2 separate regions of the Mus musculus genome follow, and region 2 is linked to region 1. A link is a loop called in an ENCODE intact Hi-C map of the cell type or tissue named here. Cell type or tissue: left cerebral cortex. All regions are shown on one strand. Links, peaks and the distances in the headings refer to the core of each region. The heading gives the core; the rest is flanking DNA.

Region 1 (10,500 bases), core at 3,962-6,461:
AAAATAAAAACCAAACTCTAATTATATGCTGTCTACAAGAAACTTTTTTTCAGAATCAAGGGCTACATTAATCAAAACTGATAGCAAAAAAGGTATTCGATGGGAATAGAAAACAAAACAAAGTAGGAAGAGCTACACCTCTATCAAACCAAATAAACTTTTAAAGGTTATTAGATAATTAAAAAAAGATCAATTCAATTTAATTGGATATAAATAAACATGTACCCAATACCAGAGCACCGAAACATACTAAGTAAATATGGACAAGCCTGAAAAAATAAATCACCAAAATAACTGAACTCAATAATACATGTTCAACAAACAGTGCTTAGGCTATTCACATAGAACACCAATATCAAACATCTTTTAGGATAGATTACATTGTATCATGGAAGAAGCCTCATGAATTTAGAAGTTCAAAATCATACAACATAGCCTTACTGACCACAAAGGAAAAAACTAATCACCAGAAAGGCAAGAGAAAAAGAATATTAACAAATGTATCAATACTAAGCAATATACCGTTGGGTCAACGAGGAAATAACAAAGGAGCTTCCAGAGTATCTCGTTATCATAAAGGGCCGGAGACTTGGCTTTGTGGGTAAAATGCCTGCCAAGTGCGGTGGTTTGAATAGGGATGACTCCCATAGATTTGAAGGATTGGTCACCAGGGAGTGGCACTATTAGGAGGTGTGGCCTTGGTGGAGGAAAATATGTCTTTGGGGGGAGGACTTTAAGGTTTCAAATGCTCAAGCCAGGCCTAATGTTTATTTCTCCTCCTGCCTGCAGAGATGTAGAACTCTCCAGCACCATGTCTGCCTGCATGCCACCATGCTTTCTGCCATGATGATAATGAACTGAACCCCTGAAACATAAGCCAGTCCCAATTAAATGTTGTCCTTTATAAGAGTTGCCGTGGTCAGCCTCTCAGGAGCCTGATATAGCTGTCTCCTAAGAGGCTCTGCCAGAGCCTGACAAATACAGATGCAGATGCATGCAGCCAACCATTAGACTGAGCATGAGGTCCCCAATGGAGGAGTTAGAGAAAGGACTGAAGGAGCGAAAGGGGTTGCAACCCCATAGGAAGAACAACAATATCAACCAACCAGACTCCAGAGCTCCCAGAGACTAAACCAACCAAGGAGTATACATGGAGGGTCCCATGGCTCCAGCAGCATAGCAGAGGATGACCTTGTCGGGCATCAATTAGAGGAGAGGCCCTTGGTCCTGTGAAAGGTTGATGGATGTCTCAGTGTAGGGGAATGGCAGGGTGGGGAGGTGGGAGTGGATGGGGGAACACCCTCATAGAAACAGGGGGAGGGGGAGGGGATAGGGTATCTCAGGGGAGGGGGAACCAGGAAATGGGATAACATTTGAAATATAAATAAAGAAAATATCCAATAAAGAAGAAAAAAGAAAAGAAAAGAAAAGAAAAGAAGAGAAGAGAAGAGAAGAGAAGAGAAAAGGAAAAGAAAAGAAAAGAAAAGAGTTGAGTTGCTGTGGTCATGGAGTCTCATCAATAGAAACCAAAACAACCAAACATCAGGACTGTGTTCAATACTCAGCATCCAGGAGAGAAAATTAACAGAATGTGTACATGTTTGTAGTCAGAAAACTGGAAAGGAGGTCTCAGGGCTGGCTAGTCTAGTCAAGTCATAGGGCTCCAGGTTTAATGAGAGACCATGTCTTAAACTATAAAGCAGGGCATGCCTGAAGAAAACACTCAACTTCACACACACAACACATACACAATCACACACACAGACACAATATCTTGAGTTGGGTGAAAATGTATAACATAACAGTGCTGGCTACTTTTCTGTCACCTTGGCACAGCTAGAGTCATCTGGGGAAAGGGAATCAATCTCACTTAAGGAAAGGCCCCCACAAGACTGGCCCATGGGCCAGCCTGTGCCCGAGGTATTTTAATGATTAATAATTAATGTGGGAGTGCACAGGTCACCTTGGGTGGTGCCACACTTAGTCTGGTGGTCCTGTGTGCTAAAAGAAATCAAGTAGAGCAAGTTACACAGAAGCAAGCCAGAATGCAGCACTGCTCCATGGTCTCTACATAGTTCCTGCCTCCAAGGTTCCTGTTTTGAGAGCCTGGCCTGACTTCCCCAGATGATGGACTGACCCCAAGCTGTAAAATAAAATAAACCCCTTGTTAGTATCAGGCACACCCATGAACAACTGGAAGCGACTTCACAGCAATCAGGTGTCTTTACAGGCAGCTCTCAGACCCAGAGAAGAGACATGTCCTCTCTAGAAGACAGTGTAGCTGCTGGCTCCTGCTGTGTCTATTCACCCTGCCCCCCTCTCTCTTTCCTTCCACACTCTCCCAAAGGCTGCCTCTGACCCCCTCCCAATAAACCTCCCATGTGAGACCTGCTGCACGGTGTGATTTATTTAGAACCGTGACGCTTATTTCTAACACTCCTTCCTCCTCAAGTTGCTTAGGTCATGGTATTTTAATCACAATAGAAACCCTAACAAAGACAATAACAAACATAAAAAGAAAGCCAGCACTAAGGTGAATTTATAGTAATAAATGACTACATCATTAAAGATTTTAAGCAACTTAATATTGAACCACATGAAACTAAAAAAAAAAAAAAAAGAAAAAAATGTAAATCCCAAAGTTAGCAAAACAAAAGCAATCATAAAGAGCAGAGCAGACACAAATCTCATAAAAAGAAACCAACAAAACTAAGGGCTAATACAGAAAACCTCAAAACCTCATGTAATTAAAATCAGAAATATACGGCGATACAAGAGATGTTTCACAAATAAAAAGTTACAAGAAGGAGCTTTACAGGCTGCAGAACCTAAAAGAAGCAGTTAAAGATCCCAGGTACATATAACCCTAAACCAAGAAAGAATACAAAGCCTCCGCCAGTCAATAGCAATCAGAGACATTTAATAAAGAGTCAGAAGTCGAGGGCTGGAGAGCTTTGAGCTCAGAAGTTAAGAGAACTCGCTGCTCTTCCAGAGTGCAGTCCTCAGCACCCACCTCAGGCTGCTAGCTCACAATCTCTTGTAACACCAAACTCAGGGGATCTGACGCCCTCTTCTGTCCTCCGAGAGTATCAGCACACATATATTTATACATACACATATGGACATAAATAAAATAAATCCTCAATAAAATCAGTGGTTTCTCTAGAGAAATAATAAATCACCCCCCCCCAAATGATCAAGAAATCTGGTTTGTTTATAACAGCAGGAAAAAAATATTTAGGAAAAAATAACCAAGCAGGTTAAAGATCTATACTCTAAAACTCTAAACCATCCATGAAAGAAACAGAAAACACACATATAAATGAAGAGACAGTCCATGTTCAATGACTGTTCCATGTCTGCACTACTTAAATACTTAACTCAAAAAAATCGAATGGCTTTTCCCAAAGACATAAAGAGCAATCTTAAATTACGAATAGCTGCAGCAATCATGAGCAAGAAAAACATGGAAGAAATTATGCTTCAAGATTTAAAATTCTAACACAGAGCTATGATGATTGACAATAAACAAAACAAACAAACAGAACGCAAAAAGGGATGTAAAAAGGTGGGATTGGCCTGACTGCTGAAATCTCTCCTCTATGTGAATATACATCACTACATCCATTTACACCTTAAAGAACGGTTACCTGAAAAATGAACAGTTTATCACCAACTGCCCCCCTTCTCCTATGAGGACAAAGATTTGGTCTAATTAACCACTTTATCTTTAATATTTATCATATAGTAAACACTAAAATATCTGTTGAGTGAAAAAAAAAAGAAATGAACTTGGGACATCTGACACTAACCAGGGAAAGGTTAGAGTTAATACATGGGGTGAGGATTCAAACTTCTAACTTAATACGTTCGTTGTTCTCTGAGGTCCCAGCGGTTAAATTTTCAGGCCCTAAATATTATCTAAGTAATATACATAGATCCCACAGGATGCAGTGAGGAAAACTGTGGATAAGCAGTTAAGTCACGGGGCTTCTGGATCCACCATGTGCGTGCTTCTCTTCAGTGGGCCTCAGTTCCCTCCCGTGTGGAACTAAAGCGTGGGAAAGAGAGTACTGCTGGGTACACACTTAGAGACACGGAAGGCATTTAGAAACTATTTGTTGTATGCATCAGTGAAATCTGGGAAAGCGCACCGTGTTGCCGTTAGAAGCGGTCCTGCCAATCGCAGAAACGTAAGCTTTTAGCTCGGATCCCTACTCCACGCTAACTCCTGAAGGCTCAGGACCAGGGTCCCATCTTAACCCTCTGAACTCGTCCCCTCCGCTTCTGATTACTTACGTGGAACTTAGACCATTGAGAAACACTCAGATTTACCTGGATCGAGACCAAAATTCTCTACGTGTTGCCAAGGGAAGCTTCCACAGCCAGCCTCTTCTTGCTAACCGAGACACGATCAGCGCCGCCATTCTCGACAAGCAACCCAAGAGCGCCAGACGTGCCCGACTCAGCCAATCAGATGAGAGCTTACTTCAGCGGCCCCTGACGTTGCCCAGACCTATGCATTCCGGGAAATGTAGTTCGCTTGCCATTTACGGAAGAAGGCGGTGGCTCGCTCCCTGGGCATGTTGGGAGTTGTAGTTGGAGCGGTTCCGCGAAGGCTCCGGGTAACGCCTTCTGGTCCGGGGGTGGTCGGTAGTAGTGCAGCTTGACTTTGAGGCGGAGGAATTGGCAACAAGGAGGAGATATTACAGGGAGACCCTAAGGCTAGGCAGCGGGACAGAGGACTGGGTTTGGGGTTGGAGGACAGCCAGACAGAACGTCTGATATGCCCCTAGGAACTTGACCGCTCCGAGACAGAGGCAGGACCACACCAGACCCATCCGGTGAGCCCCTTCTCGCCGAGCCTTATTTCCAACAGCCATCTAGGCCTCATCAGAGCCCCAATGTCGTGTGGCTGCTATTCCTGAACGAGGCGATGGCGTCCCCAAGCCCACCGCTGGAGCCAAAGGTGAGTTGCCCTTTCAAGAGATCTCCGTTATTTCGCCACTCCCAAGACAGCAAGGCCGCGCCATCACCTCTTCCCCTGTCCCCCTCCTGGCCATTTCTACAACTCTTAAGAAAGGACCCCAGTCAACTCCTGTGTACCCCTTGCTGCGGGACATACCCCTTGCTGCAAGGTGCTTTTAGTTCACTTACAAACTCCCCAAGGCCCCTTTTTCTTTTTTCCTTTCTTTCTTTTTTTCTTTTTTTCAAGAGTAACTTGATAAATCGGCTGGGGAAAATTAAGACTGCTCCAAGTTAGATCTCATTTATGAGTTTCTCAGGTGAGGCACTTTTTTCTTTCTTTTCTTCTTTTTTTTTTTTAAATCTCGTCTGTCCTCTGCAGCTAGCACAATGTCTGAACTCAAGGTGAGTGTTTAGAAAACCTAATGGAACTGCGTCGAATTGGGTCCCAAGCTGGTGTGGGTAGAAGCTTGGGGCGAACAGTGAGGCCAGGGAACGTTGGGGTGGTCTTAAGGCTGTTAACTAAAAACAGTCGTGGTATTAGTGTGTAATAACGAAAGCAGAGAAGACCTTCAGTTTGGAAGGCGTGGATCTAGACCAGTCCAGATCCTTTTCAGTGTGAGGTGCCATGAATTGAGCACCTTTTGGAACTCTTACTTACCGTGTTCCTCCTAGTGAATGGGAGCATGGTAAAGTGACAATAACTTCTCCCACTTTCAGTGGAGAGACCACTGGAACTGACTACAGAGAGAAAACAATTCCAGCAGTGGCTGACATTTGAGGCTATGGCTATGTTTCTTACTCAGGAGGAGTGGGGTTATCTGGATCCAGCTCCGAGAAGCCTGTATAAAGATGTCATGATGGACAGCTACGGAAAGCTGGTCTCGCTGGGTAAGAATGCACGCTTTTTCTAACTAAAATATCTAATAAGGTACTAACACTTAAACCCAGAATGCGTCAAGCAGTGTAACTGACACCAGCACTATTTTGTCCCAACCTTCTGATTCGGATCTTTCTACAACTCTGGTCTCCCTCGCTTCCTTGTTAGCAAAGGCTGGCTTTGGCAGCTTCAGAATCTCATTCCCAGACGGCTCTGTTGGCTCTGTACTTTCCTTCCCGGTTCATCTTCCCACGGCTCTCCTCCCACCCTCTTTTCACTCTGCCTTCTGGAGCCTGGGCTGCTCATCACACAGTGTTCCTTACCGCTCCGGCCTACACTGAAAGCTGGCACAGAGCCGAGCACACCACTTCTCTGGCAGACCTTCAAGTGGGGGCTGCTCATTCTCCCGGGTCCTCCTTCCTCTTGCTTTGTCTCAGGACTGGGAGGCAGAAGTTAAGTGTTCTCCCAGCTCTCCCAGTGCTTGTCCCAAAGCATTTATTTTTCCACCTTCCAGGAGCATGTCCTCATGTGGGGTCAGCAGTCCTGTTTCCCCCAGTGCTCCTGTTTATCATCATCTGTCACGACCCTCCCACTCCCACTACCTCCCACCCCCACCACCTCCCACTACCACCCCCCCACCACCACCACCCTGCTTAACCCAGTCATTGAGTGAGCTGCAGTGGGTCTTGATCCTGTAAACTTCAGGAACCCTGCTTTCCATACCATTGACTCTGGCCTTAATTTTGTTATGACAAGCAAGTCTGAAAACACAGTATCCTGGTCTCTGACCACTGTTGACAACTAAACAAAGAGCCAGAAAGGCTTGCTTCTTGCCCTGGTGGAGCCTAACTGCAGCTTACATTTCCGTCTTTCCTTCACCTTTCCACTTGAAGCAATTCATTCATAATGCATTTTCCGTCCCGTGATGTGTTCATGTCTCCCCCATGGTTTCAGTTCTCCCGACTTGTGAAGATCTCTTCTAATTGCCAGCATGTTGTCTGGCCACTTTGATACTATTGCTATACTTACTCTGCAAATTTCAAATCATGTATCTTTTATAAGATCTGTCCCTTCTGTCCCCTTCTACCTGATTCCCAAGCATCGCAGGATCAGTGTCCTACAAGTATCTAGTGAGGAGGGTTTTTTGTTTTCTTTTTGTTTTAGTTTGGTTTGGTTTGACTTCTTTGAGACGGGTTCTCACTGTGAGGCCCCGGTTGGCATGGAACTCACTCTATAGACCAGGCTGGGCTGGAGGATCAAGCGAGCCTAGGGCCTTGTTGATGCTAAACATCTTCTCTACCAGTGAAGTACAGCCCCAGCTCTTTACCTTAGTAACCCTTGTTCTAATATAGATTTATATCATGGTCTTCCCAACTTGGGGGAAAGAAAGAAACTTAACTGGACCAATGGCTCCCTCATGCTGTTTTCTGTGACTTACTACATTTCTTTTGCCCGTCAAGGTTTTATTAATTCCTGTGTATTTTATACAACTCTACCTTCTCATGTCTGTGATTTTTGTCTTGCCTGCTCAGACTCCTCAGACACATTTTGGACCTTATTCTACCTTTTTATGGATGTTTATGACTTTGTTTTAAGACAGGTTTTTGCTTCAAAGCCCAGGCTGGCTTCAAATTCACAATCTTCTTGCTCCAGTCACCCAAATTACTGAGACTTCAGGCATGCCCCCACTGCACATCTGTTTAAAGCTCTTTATAGCTTTTTTTCTGTTTGCTTGTGTTCCTTGCTCTCTATACCCTTTGCTCAGAGGGCCTTCCCTGTACTCAGATCATTGGCTGCCACCACTCGATGGTAAATCTCATCTATGAGAGGTAATATGGCACCCACCTACATCCTACGTGTGAATCTGACCTCTTCCACTGCCAGTTTCGTGACTGTGGGGAAATCTTTTCATTTTTCTTCAGTAAATGGAAATAGTAACAACATGTACTTCTTAGGTTGTTGTTTCTCTAACTGGGCTAATATATAGGTAAAGTACTTCAAATGCTGATCAGCGAATAATAAAAATAATGACAGTCTTAGTTGATGTTTCCTGTTTTACACCACCACCTCCCCCCCCCCCTTCATTTGATTGATATTTTTTCTTTTCACCTCTATTGAGTATCACATTTGCAGTTTTCTTCTTTTGGAAACAATGTAAGTTATGTCTGACAAGTCTCAGGAGTCTCCTCTGCACAGTGAAGTTCCCCCTCTTTACTACTTTGTCTTGACTGCCATTTCTATCATTCTGCAAACCATTCTTTATGTTCATTCTTAGGACACACTGGTCAGCACTGAGGGCAGTAACTGTCTTTTTCATTGCATGTTTCCAGCACTTACCATAAAGCTAGGCCTGAATCACATGCTGCTTGAATGGTCATGTTTCTGGGGAAGAACACAAGTTAATTTAAAAACTGTTGCTCGTGGTTGGATTATTGCCTCAACACTAAACTGCTTAGCACTAACTACACTAAGTTCTCACCACCAAGATGATTTTGTACTTGTATATGTTTAAAACTTTTGATGGTTTCTGGTACTTTAAGGGATAAAAATCTTAATTTTCTATCACACTGGAAGCTGAACAAGTTCAGCTCTTTTCTTTATTTAATATCAAGTACAGCTTCTCACTGTTCTTTATTTTACTCCTTCCACGGTCTCTTCAATAGATGCTGCTTCCGTTCCCTTGATGAGTGCTCCCTACCTTGATGAGTGCTCCCTACCTTGATGAGTGCTCCCTTAACCCCAGATCCCTGTGCTCTTCTGCTCCAATGTACTATTATCCACTTCATCTGATAGTTTTCAAAACATATCTCTTTATAGTATTGGCTCTTCATACCTTTTCATGATGATTTTTTTATCTTCAAATTTTTAATAGTAACCTTGATGATAAAGATAATAGCTAATCACTCAGTTCTTTGGTTGTTATTTCAGTGACTCATGCTGGATCTCCTAAGAACTGAGAGTCATTGAGCCTACAAAACCTTGAGCTCAACTTTTTTCTTTTCTTTGACCATGTTCTCTCCTCAGTTAAAGTACTCGTTCTATATGAGCAGTCACTAAACACTGTGCTAGGCCCTACAAATTCCAGCTCTCCATTCTCCAATTTTGTTAACCAAAAGAATTGTCCATCATATAATCTGTTAGGTAGCAAAATTATCAACTGTGGCCACAGGTCAAATCTGTCCCACAGTCTGTTTTCATAAATCAATTTTTTATTCAAACAGGCAAACCCACACCTTAATGCAATGTCATTAATACTTTTGAGCTATAATAGCAGGGATTATATAGCTAGAGTGAAAATAATGTCTGACCCTTTATGGAAAAAGTATAAACTACAGTTCTAAAGTTGATTTAGAGTCATGTTACCATCAATATCTTCTTAGCCATCAGATTATTAGTCCTATTTAGTGGAAGATATTAATTAATGCTAGTATAAGCCACTAAGGGGATTTTTTAAATAGGGCCATATATCTTATACAAAAACAGGCATGATTATAGCTGATGCGAATAGTACTGGAAGAAGTTAAGTCAGTCACAAGAAGTAAGGGATTGTGTGTATGGGTTTTGTTTTAGTCAAATTGAGCTGCTGTAATAAAGACTGTAAGCTAGGTGCTGTAAAAACAGTTGTTTGTCTCTGCTCCCCTAGATCTGTGAAGCACCACCAAACAGTCCATATTGCATCCTCATATTTTGCATAAGGAGAAATTATATATTTTCAATTTATGTTTAGAATTCTTTCCACAGTTCTGAGGAGCTTCCTAAAGGTCTCAGAGTTTACCATTTTGCTGAGGCGCAAGCCACACCTTTGCTCCTAGACTCTGTAGTATTTACTAGCTGATTTTTGTGGTAATGCACATATACCAGAAAAATCTTATTTTCTTGAATAAACAGCCAGATAAAGGACAGAGTAGCAATAGTTTCCAAGGAAACTTGTTGCTTACTATGGTTATTAACAAAAATAGTTAGCATTTAAGGAAAGAAAAACACCTAAATCTATTTGGTAAATTTTGCAAGGACTTTTTAGGGTAACTCCTTTGGGCCAAGTCCCAAAGACCCAAGGGCATCTTTGGTAAACAGTGTTAAAGAATGACTATTAAGTGACATCTACAAAAGTATGATGTCAAAGACTGGACAAGTGATTTCCCCATGTATTATATCTTACCTATCGAATAGAAAGATTGATTGAGGCTTGGGGGCCATATCATGACAAGTTTGATAATATCATAATCAAAAGGAACTATCACTTCATCTTAAAGTGATGTGGTTGGTAAATCCTCAGGTAATGACATGAATAGAATTTTATTTCTAAACATCTGGATCCATAAGGCTAATGTAGTGCAATGGCAACCTTAAGATAAATGGGTATCTGGTTATGAAAATTAAGGTAAGAAATAGATATTAGAAAGAAATCTATAGTTTCTTCAGATTAACAGAAAAAAGGGAGAAATCTAGGATTTGAGAATAATAAATAGTGGTGTAGATTAGAAATGAAGAGACATTAAGAGATGATGATGACGACGACGACGACGATACATTTAACTGGAAGGTATTTTGTATAGGGATATAATCCTGAGTAACAGCTACACAAAGCAGTTGTCAAAGGTAGATGAAATAATGAGGTAAATTCAGTAGAAAAAGCCAGACAGAGAGAGAGAGAG
Region 2 (10,500 bases), core at 3,905-6,404, 76 kb after region 1:
TTACCAAACCATAATGCCTAGCTACACTCTAAATATTTGTCCTTATCCCCCACAGATAAGTTTAATCTCCACCCGTCATCTAGAAAACTTCCCTTAGCGACAGAAGGTGACTGTTACAGAAAGCCACAGACAATTAAAATGCCAGGTTGTGGAGCCCAGTCCCAAGGGATACACACACAAAATAATTCCCACACCTAAGGCTCAGGCAACATTGTGGAAGAAGAGGCAGAAAAAAAAAATTGTGAGAGCCAGAGGATCAGGAACGTTGCTGTGAGACTGTGCTCCAAATAGCATCAGAAGTTACAGCCATAAAGTCTCACCAACAATTCTGCCTAGGCATAAAGTGGAACAAGAAGGGCAATTGATGGACAAGAGAAAGTCCTCGAGGCCTAAACCCAACACAAAGAACTAAGAAAGACAAAGAAAGAGACGGCTAAATGCTCTGAGGAAAGTTGGTCTAGCAGCTTTCAGATGAAGATGTAGAGCTCTCAGCCCTGCCTGCACCATGCCTGCCTGGATGCTGCCATGTTCCTGCCCTGATAATGGACCTCTGACCCTGTAAGCCAGCCTCAATTAAATGTTGTCCTTTATAAGACTTGCCTTGGTCATGATGTCTGCTCACAGCAGTAAAACCCTAACTAGGACAGCAACTGAGCAGGCTATACTTAGAAACATTGGAACTATCTGCATTATCAATGCAGCATGGGATTTTTATTATTTTTACCTAAAGATGTCTCTTTTTTTTTTTTTGGTAATGACAAACATGCTTTTTAAGGGAAAAAAAAGGCCTGGTTTTTCTCAATACACCTTTAACAGTTTTTAAATTGTTTTATAACTGGTCAAGTTGAGATTTTTTAAAACCTCATTTTTAATTTGTAATAAAGTTTACCACTTGATTTTTTCAAAAAGAAAAAGTCAACAAACTGCAAGCCATCTGTTAATAAAGGTCTTTAATAATAATAATTATAAAAAGTATTTTAAATGTTCCATAACTATATTCTGAATGCTAAATTAAAAACCAGTTTAAAAAATCTCAGAGGGAGACACTGAGGGAGAAGCCTTTCCTCAGGCATGGGGCAGGATGCTGCAAACCATGATGACAGTGTCCCTTCCCATCTGACCCTCTCAAGCACGGTCAGTACAGCACTCTTTTCTGTAGACCTGGTCGATAACAGTTCCCCTGTATCTGCAGAGGACAGTCCAACTGCTTTGCCAAGACCCCCCAGAATTCAGCTCTGATAGTCTTTCCAACAGCACATTCCTTACACATAGCAACTCAACCATGGAAAAACAGATCAAGAGGTACAGGTCCCTTCTAAACAACAGCCTGGTTTCCCCGACAGAACTGACCACCTTTTCCTTACACATTGGGGCTTTCCTCAGAGCATTTAGCTGTCACTTTCGGCTTTAGATTGTACAGCCGTCCCTCGGGATCCAAGGTGGATTGGTTCTAGAACTTTCACTCCTCAGAATACCAAAATCTGAAGGTGCTTAGATTCTTTATATAAACTGTCACAGTCTTTATGTGCTCGGTCTGCACTTCTTAAATACATTACATTAGCTCTAATACTGGTCAGAACGCAGGACGCTATGGTTTTTGTTTAGGGAAGAATAACAATAAAAATTAATACAAACGTGTTTGATTTAAAGAAAATTTCATTTCTTGGATCATTTTCGATCTGAAGTTAGCTGGGTCCACAGATACGAACCCCGAGGTACGGAGTAGAATATCTACTTTCAGAGATTTATTACATCCTCTCTGCACACTCCAGGGTGTGTTAGACCCTTGATTCCATTTGGACCAATTGGCTCTCAGATAGCAATATGATTTAATCCTGTTTAGGTGGAAAAAAGATTCTATCAATCCATAAGCAGGAAATTCAAAGCCCACACACTGCCCGTGTTGCCTGATGCCTTTCACGACTTTACTCATAACCCTTCACTCAACAACCCTTTAAGTCCCTTCTTCTTTTTTTTGTTTGTTTTTTTGTTTGTTTTTCGAGACAGGGTTTCTCTTTATAACCCTGGCTATCCTGAAACTCACTTTGTAGACCAGGCTGGCCTCGAACTCAGAAATCCACCTGCCTCTGCCTCTGCCTCCTGAGTGCTGGGATTAAAGGCGTGCGCCACCATGCCCAGCTTAAGTCCCTTTTTACTGGGTTCAGTGTCATTTGTCTTTGATTTGCCTCACAGGCCTGGCACAGTAAGTACTCTATACCAAGAAGAGATTTAATGACTGTATTTTGGCCACCATGGCCCTCTTTATTTCTCTGCTATAAAACTGGGAGCAGCATACAGCCCAGTCACATACTGGGCAGAGAACAACTTATTTCTAACTTTGCCCAGCATTTATGTGACAGGGACTCTTTTAAGCATTGAGTGGATCTGCATAAAAAGCCTATAATAGTTATTAAATTCACTTTGTAGGTGGGCAAGCTAAGGCAGAATAAACTTGAAGTGGTTAACAAAGATTTTGGAATGTAGTAGTAAAAAGGTCAATCCAGGATCCCTGCTCTTACCCAACATGTACGAGAGCGTCTGAGCCCAAGAAAGTGAAATGAAAACCCATCAGCAACAGTAAGAACCACTTTTACGACACGGTAGGTAACAACATAAAACAATATGGTGTGTGTGTGTGTGCATGGAACCACTGGTTACCTCTGAAGAGACATACATACTATGTATTTATAAAACACATAAAATAAATTATTTCATCCCATCCATCAAACTTCATTGACAGAATTAAAAAATAAACTCAGGTAAAGTGGAAAAGAAATATATTTAGAATAAAAATGAAATATACAAATAATTTGGAGACATGGGCAGACTATACACATAAAATTATACTAAAGGATATTTTAAAAGTCACTAATAAATGCATTAAAAGAACACTTTCCTACCGGAAAGTCTCAGTTAATAGAGAGGTGGTCCTTTTTCCAAAACAAGTTTTGAGAATTAACACAATCTCAAATCAGTTTACTCCAAGAGGAAGCAATATGGCTTCAACAAACAAGCATTTGCACAGGAATTGGTAAATCTTACAAGGTAATTCCAAGGCACACCTTTTGATGTGGGATAGCAAGTAATACACCTGGCAGCAATGATGATTTATGCTTCTTAGAACCAGTAAGAATGTCTTCCTTAAATTTTGTTCGTAATAGGAAGGGCTGAGTGATAAATGGGACGAGAAGGGCAGCTATGTTGATTCAAATTATAGAAAATGTACATAGTATGACCATTTTTTATTACATATAGGGAATATAATTTAATGAAAGTGAGCTGAGAGGCATGAGAGAAGGTTTCCTGCTGGCTTTCTACATGTCTGCAAAGAACATGTATGACCTCAGTGACCTGTACTCAAAATTTCACTCCACAATGAGTCTTGTGCCAGACACATGGACGGTGAGCAGGGCAGCAAGTAAGCCTAAATCCCCTTTAATCCCTAATTTAAATTGCTACATTTATGGTGTATTAGATATCTTATATTTGTGAGTTTGTCCCTTTTCATTATTGTTGTTGTATTAATTCTTATTTATTATATTGAGACAAGGTCTTGTTATGAAGCTCAGACTGACATGAAACTAGAGATTCTCTTACCTCAACCTCCCTAGCACTAGGATTGCGAGCCTGGGCCACTATGCCAGTGTGTGCCATGGCTCTTGTTATTTTAATTACTGAGACTTTATAGCATGTTTTATTATCTTATTAAGCCTATTTTTTTTCTCATGACCCAGTATAATTCTCCTAGCTTTTAAAAACAACTTTGGTCTACAGCCACACCACCCTCAATGCCCCCAATCTTGTCTAAAAACAACTTTATTGAGGCACATTTAGTACAACAAAATGTACCATTTAATTGTTCAAATAGTTCAAAGTTTTGACAAATTGATAGTCAGATTACTATCAACACATTAAAAAATTAACGAAAGCATTTTAAAGAATGTTTTGAATTATAATTAGAAAAACTACTCCAATTAAAATATGGATCCATATAAATGAGCAAGTCAAACACAGGTAATTAGGTATGGGTTCCTATGGATAAAGGCAAGCAAATTAAAACTACATACCATTATTAATATAATTACATTATTAATAATAACTACATTGTTAATATTAACTTCAAATATAGAAAAATTTAAAGCTAAACAGAGAATCTCAACAATCTAAAAGATGTAGTTTTGTTTATATTTTTCTTTTTTTTTTTTCTTTTTTTTTTTTTTTTTTCTTTTTGCTCCATGCTTATCATTTCCATTTCTTTTTTTCTGGTTCTCATCATATTAAGCATTAGACGAACCTTGTTTGCTCTTCTGGTCTCATAAACTATGTGGCGCATAAAGACCCCCTAGAAATCCTCCAATAAAACTATTTCCCATACATGGTTTATTTCTCTCAGGGAAACCGGCGTGCACTTGCGCGCACACCCACACCTGCAGTTTCTGGTGATAATCCGCATGGTGAGATCATCACTGAAGCCGCATTGTGGTCCCGCAGGGAGAGCAAGGGTCGAGCAGGAGATGCCAGGTCACTGTGACCTGCGGGGGTTCAGGTCCCGCGACAACCTCCTGAACGCAGTGCGGCACGGGCGACGCCTGGCACAAGAACCTGAGCGAAAGCTGCGACACACCCATCCATCCACTCTGGGGAAAATAATAGTGACTGAAAACCCCTAGCTTGGCATCTAGGGCCCTCGCTGACCTTGGGGAGTCCCCTCTGCCCACCGGCCTCAGTTTGCCCACCTTCAGGCAGAGACTGCGAGTCCAGCGCAGTGGCGTTCCAGGCGCGGGCGTTCCCGGGAGCGGGAGGGGCGCCTTCCTCCGGTCACCTTCGCTGGAGGACGCGCCCCGCCGAGGACGGGCGGAGGGGCCCCCGCTCCCGGGCAGCCATTAGGGGGTAGCGCTCAGGCCGGCCGCTGTGTGGGGCTCCCGGGCTGCATCCTCGGGCCTGGTGACAACCCGGCCCGGCCGGCGACAGCCAAAGAGCGAGGCGACCCGCCTGGTGCCACAGACGCACCGAGGGCGGGGCCGCGGCCGAGCCAGCCTGCGGGGCTCAGGGCGGGGGACGCAGGCCTCGGGAGCACCACTCCCCTCATCGGCCGTCGCTCCCACATCGCGTCCCCTCGAGGGCGCGCTTCTCCGCGACACCAGCCCGGCAGGAAACCTACCCCGTGGAGGCGTCAGCTACGTCCTGGCTTGCCAAGGCCACCGCCGCTGTAGCCCAGGCCACCGCTGCTGTAGCCCAGGCTGGCTGGTCTCGATGGTGGCGCCTTGGCAGAACCCTGCCGGGCGGAGAGTAGCGGAAGGCTCGCCTCCTCCAGCATTCGCTCCGGTGCAGGGCTCCCCTCGCTCTGCCAGGCCACGTGACCTGAGAGCTGCGGAGCAACTGCAGCCCCCAAAGCTGGCTTGGGGGTGGGGGTTGCGGGGCGGGGTGGGGGAGAGGCAAAAGGCGCCAACTGATGGGCAGCGAGGGAAAAGCAGGGTCGCTCCCAAGTCAGGAGAACAGGATGATGTCCCTTTTATAATGTGAATGCAAGCCTAGGTTTTATTCCATCAGGTGGGCACAAGAAGAAAGATGTATTTTAATAAAGCATCTCGCCCTTTGCGGAAGCGTTTGTGTAGAAACCTATTTCTCTGTTTCTGAATGGGCTTTAATCTTCTAAACGCCTTCTGTTTAAATGCAAAAGCCCCTGGGAGACATAACTGGAGAGGGAGAAAAATATACGCACTGGGGTAGAGTAATCCTGACGTGCAACACAGGGAAAGCATAGGAAATGACTCAAGGAAGGGGGAAAAAAACTGCATGTCTGACTATGAGAAGGTAAAAAACAGCCAGCTTAGTACCCTGGCCTCACCAGGGCTCTCACCACCATACATCTTTGTGGCCATTTTTATTGCTTCTATTCCATGTCAGTTTGCCAGTGTAGGCTAGGACTTAAATGAGTATTTTGGATGTACATATAATAGGAATTTTTTTTTTGGTGATCATAATGTTGTATTGTCTGATCATTATCACTTAAATACTCAGGATGGAAACAAGTTGCAAGATTAGGAGGCACCGATAGAAAATATCCAGTAAAACCCTTTCTGTAACAGGGTACATACGAGTTTACAGGGTTAAAAAGAGGAAATTCCATAAGTAAATTATTTGATGCAAAAAATGAGATCATCATCTTGTTTCCAGATGTTCTAGCTGCTTTCTACTACAGAGGCGAACAATCCTGAGCTCAGCCTATTGAGCCAAGTTCCTGCTGTTGAAGCCTCTCAGAACTCATGTCACTGGGGTTCTTTGTGTCCACTTGAAGGAGCCTTGAGGTGATCGCAGAAAAAGACAACCAACTACAAGAAAGGCCATGATATCTGCCTGATTTAGGTGAAAATTTCTTGTCATTTGCTTGTCTGGTTTGTATGTTTTAGCTGTGTGTACTGGCTGGTTCTGCGTGTCAACTTGACACAGCTAGAGTTATCACAGAGAAAGGAGCTTCAATTGGGGAAGTGCCTCCATGAGATACAGTTGTAAGGCATTTTCTCAATTAGTGATCAAGAGGGGAAAGGCCCCTTGTGGGTGGTGCCATCTCTGGGCTGGTAGTCTTGGGTTCTATAAGAAAGCAAACTGAGCAAGCCAGGGGAAGCAAGCCAGTAAGAAACATCCCTCCATGGCCTCTGCATTAGCTCCTGTTGTCTGACCTGCTTGAGTTCCAGTCCCGACTTCCTTCAGTGATGAACAGCAATGTGGAAGTGTAAGCTGAATAAACCCTTTCCTCCCCAACTTGCTTCTTGGTCATGATGTTTTGTGCAGGAATAGAAACCCTGACTAAGACAGCGTGTGTTTTTAACTTTGTTGGTAGTGCTTCTTTCAGTGTTTTATTCCCAGTTCTTTTGAGATTAGAAAACTCACCCGTAAGATTTTGTTCACTAAGTCTGTGGAGAGCTTTTCTTTAACGGTCCAGAATAAAGCCTGTCTTTGAGGAGTGTTCCATGTGGCCTTGGAGCGATACATGCTGGGCAACTGTTTGGTTTTACAGTGGTTTCATTATTTTAAAGCGTCCTGTCAGGCATAGTACTGTTGACACTGTCTTTCCTGGTTTTGACTTTCTAGCTTTGTCAGCTGTGGAAAACTGTCTGTGAAGATTAATGAAGCTGTGCATCATCCACTTTCTTCTCACTTTAAATGTTCACACGTCTTATCATATGTTCTATTGCTCTGTAATCAGGCGTATGTACACGGATGACGGCTCTCCCCTCTACCAATACAAAGTGCCTCTACCTTTGGCAGTATGTTTATAACGCATCTGATAATAAACCAGCTATTCCGGCTTTCTTCTCTTTTCTCTAGACGTATCTAATGAATGACAAAACAAAACAGGCCATTGCTGGTATTGCATTAACTCTGAAGTCTACAACTTTCTCCAAGGACTATTGGGTGTTGCTCTAGCACACAATTTACTTGCCTGGATTCAGTGTTCAATTTCACACTGTGTGTTTCCTGCAATAGCTGATATCTCGGATCATTTTTCCTCCTCTCCTTTTACCCCTCCCCATCCATCCAGCTTCTGTTATACTTGCATAGGCTCCCCACTCCCCCACGGTGTCTTGTCTGTATTCCAGTAGATTTGCAATCACCTGAAGATTTGAGAAGATTCTAAATCCAGTTTGGGGGGATTTAGTTTATTTCTGTTTTCTTGTATTACACCTCCCTATCTAAATTTCTAGCCTCTCTTCCGCCTCCCCCTGAGCTGATGCCCTGATGCTTCAAAGCTGAGTAAGGCTTCAGCTCTGAGCTTCGTGGACTTTATCCAATTGCACACACACAGCAAAGCAAAAAGTATGAATCTCACCCAGGGCAGTTTTATCTTTCAAACATAGACCCTCTTTTGATGTGTATCTGGGGTATTTTGTTTGATTTGTTGGCCTCTTTGCCTGGGGCATTGCCAGTGAGTTTGAGAAGTTCAGAAGTCAGCGGGGCTGTGGCTGCAGTTTATACTAAGGTGAATCTCAGTCATTCTGCTGCTCTCTGGCTTCTAGCATTTTCCCCTCATTTCCCAGTTCTCCTAGCAGTGAAGTGTGTCTAAAGCCACTGTGTACTTGGAATCCTCTTTTTTCTGCTTCAGTAGCTGTGAAGATTAAAACAATGGGAAACCAACAAAAACAAAAATACAAGTAGAAAATGTCACATTTTGTTACGGTTTGAATCTGAAATGTCCTTGCACACGCATGTGTTGACCATTTGGTCCCCATCTGGTGACAGTATTTGGATAAGCTCTGGAAGCCTTGGAATGGATGCCTAGCTGGAGGAGGGAGGTAAGTCAGACCTGGCCTTTGAAAGTTATACCTGGTCCCTAGTCCCTCCCTTGCTTTCCTTCTTTCAAGTGGTTTCTGTCTGTCATTCTATCACAATGTGGAGAAAATCAGGCAATACACAATTTATCAAGTGGCTGCCTCCTTCAGATTGCTTTTTGGTTCTTTTTACATCTGGCCAGAATTTATAAAGGTCTTCTGCAGAAAATGTAATGCATAAATCCACCCAACTCCTACCAGAAATTGGAGTATTAATTAATTAATGAGATAATCTATAATTACATTTGTTTGTTCATTTGTTTTTAGTAGGACTGGCTGGAACTGATTATGTAGACCAGGCTAGCAATGAACTCACAGAGATCCACCTGCCTCTGCCTACTAAGGCTGGAATTAAAGTCATCCAAAAACATGCCTGGCTGGGACCTCCATTTCATTTATGTACCATGTAGGCAGAAAAATAGGCAGATGATTTTCAGTTGTATGTCTAGGTAATTGTTACATTCTGTCTCCTTCCCTTATTTTCCCACAGATGCAGTTACTCACACGCACATCAAAAAAGAATATGTTAAAAAAAAAAAAAGAAAGAAAGAAAAGAAAATCGATTCTGTAAGCATTGTTTATGCAAACTTGAAACCGGAGATTTGGAAAAAGCATTACAATGCTCTGTCAGGAATGCAACAAGATATGAGGACAGAGAAATTAGCATTTGAATAACAGGAGGGTAATCTTTAATCTTTACACACTGCACAGAGACATCATGCCTACAATATTTCAACACATAAATGCTTTCTTTTTAAAATTAATTTCAGATTTAGAATAACACATTGTGTGTGTGTGTGTTTATGTGTATGGCCCGAACTGTTCGAAAGGGAACATTTACCCTCTTAGGCTCATCACTCTGTCTTTACTTCTGTGTCTTATGAATGTTTCTGTGTGAATGGATGGCTGCTTGACAGTAACTTGGAGTCCTGCCCCCTTCTCCTGAAATCCTTCCACATTTATTTTATAAATACAGAGACAGCCTGCCCAACCCCAGCACACATCTCAAAATTGGAAAATGAACCTTGAAAGACTATTTATCTATTTCACAGCTTTTATTTAAATCGAATCCATTGTCACAGTAATGTCCATTTCAGTAAACAAAAAGGAAAAAAGTCTAGTTTGGATGCAGATCCAGAATCATAGTTTGTGGTTTTGGGGTTTTCTGTTTGTTTTTGTTTTGTTTTGTTGTCATATCTCTTGAATTTCTCTTAATCATTGTCTTTCTTTGCATCAGTTTCTCACTTTAGACATATATATATATCACAGTTTTAGTATCTGCAGGTCTCGGTGACTCACTGGGCAAGGGCGTTTGCTGCCAAGCCTGACAGCCTGAGTATGATACCCAGGGCTCTCCTGGTGGAGTCCCCTGACCTGCACACACACACACACACTCCAAATAAAAGAAATTGGTGTAAAAGGAACCTCACTTATTACCTCACAGTTCTGGAAGTTAAAAGTCCAAAGTTACGTCAACGTCAGGGCACTGGCAAGCGGTTTCTTCTCTGGCTGCTCTGAGAAGAGAGTCGGTTTCCTCATCTTTCTTCAGTCTTCCGATCCTGTTTATGTTCTCTCTTGGGTGAGCATCTTCCTGTGTACTTTGAGCTGGCCGCACTTCCCTCTGTTACTGACGCTGGCTCTCCTGCCTCCTGCTTACTAAGCACAGTAGTGATCGTACCTGGCACATGTGGATAATCCAGGAGCATCCTCTTCTCAAGTTGCCCCGCTTAATCACATTTGCTGTGGACGGTGAAGGGTGCTTAGGTTGACGGGGATCAGGAAAGCAGTGGGTCAGGGGATTTGTCATCCTGCCGCAGTGTTCATCACCTACAGTGTTTCTCAAAGTCACTGTCAGTCCTGTTGAGAAGAAGGTAAATGCACATGCAGAGAGATAGGAAGGTGATAATGGGTAGGGAGTGTTTAGAAGCTTAGGAGAGAAAGGAGGCAGGGAACAGCAACTACTCATTTAGAATTTTGGCTTGTTGAGTTGCTTAATGTCTGGGTCCCCCTTCTGCATGGAGTGGAGAGGAACCCGGGTGTCTTTTTGGGTTTTCTTTTTAAGTGTTTAAACGTAGCAGAAAAGCTTGACACCTTTGTCAGAAGACTGTTCATAAAAAGTGAATTCCTGCCGGGCAGTGGTGGCGCACACCTTTAATCCCAGCACTAGGGA

The links. Peaks named below come from ENCODE experiments on the same cell type or tissue, not always from the same donor. Only the 100,000 strongest peaks of a DNase experiment are listed, where the experiment ranks them.
Region 2: a loop joins it to region 1, with 8 times the contacts of the local background. A loop is called at or near these places in 3 of 42 quality-filtered maps.

Annotation. Positions count from the first base shown.
Region 1 is chr4:49,516,627-49,527,126 of GRCm38, forward strand. Mrpl50 (mitochondrial ribosomal protein L50) reads right to left here and starts at 4,457. Exons shown (of 2, transcript NM_178603.4): 1 at 4,336-4,457. The coding sequence starts at 4,427. Zfp189 (zinc finger protein 189) reads left to right here and starts at 4,550. Exons shown (of 3, transcript NM_145547.3): 1 at 4,550-4,969; 2 at 5,772-5,856. The coding sequence starts at 4,937. In left cerebral cortex, for the core only: a CTCF peak has its summit at 5,086; DNase peaks (open chromatin) are centred at 4,533 and 6,132; H3K4me3 peaks cover 1,992 bases; H3K27ac peaks cover 1,736 bases.
Region 2 is chr4:49,592,463-49,602,962 of GRCm38, forward strand. Pgap4 (post-GPI attachment to proteins GalNAc transferase 4) reads right to left here and starts at 5,414. Exons shown (of 2, transcript NM_025944.4): 1 at 5,162-5,414. Gm33106 (a long non-coding RNA gene) reads left to right here and starts at 3,377. Exons shown (of 3, transcript XR_390562.3): 1 at 3,377-3,418; 2 at 4,394-6,366; 3 at 7,093-7,310. In left cerebral cortex, for the core only: a CTCF peak has its summit at 5,375; DNase peaks (open chromatin) are centred at 4,507, 4,824 and 5,177; H3K4me3 peaks cover 2,256 bases; H3K27ac peaks cover 2,009 bases.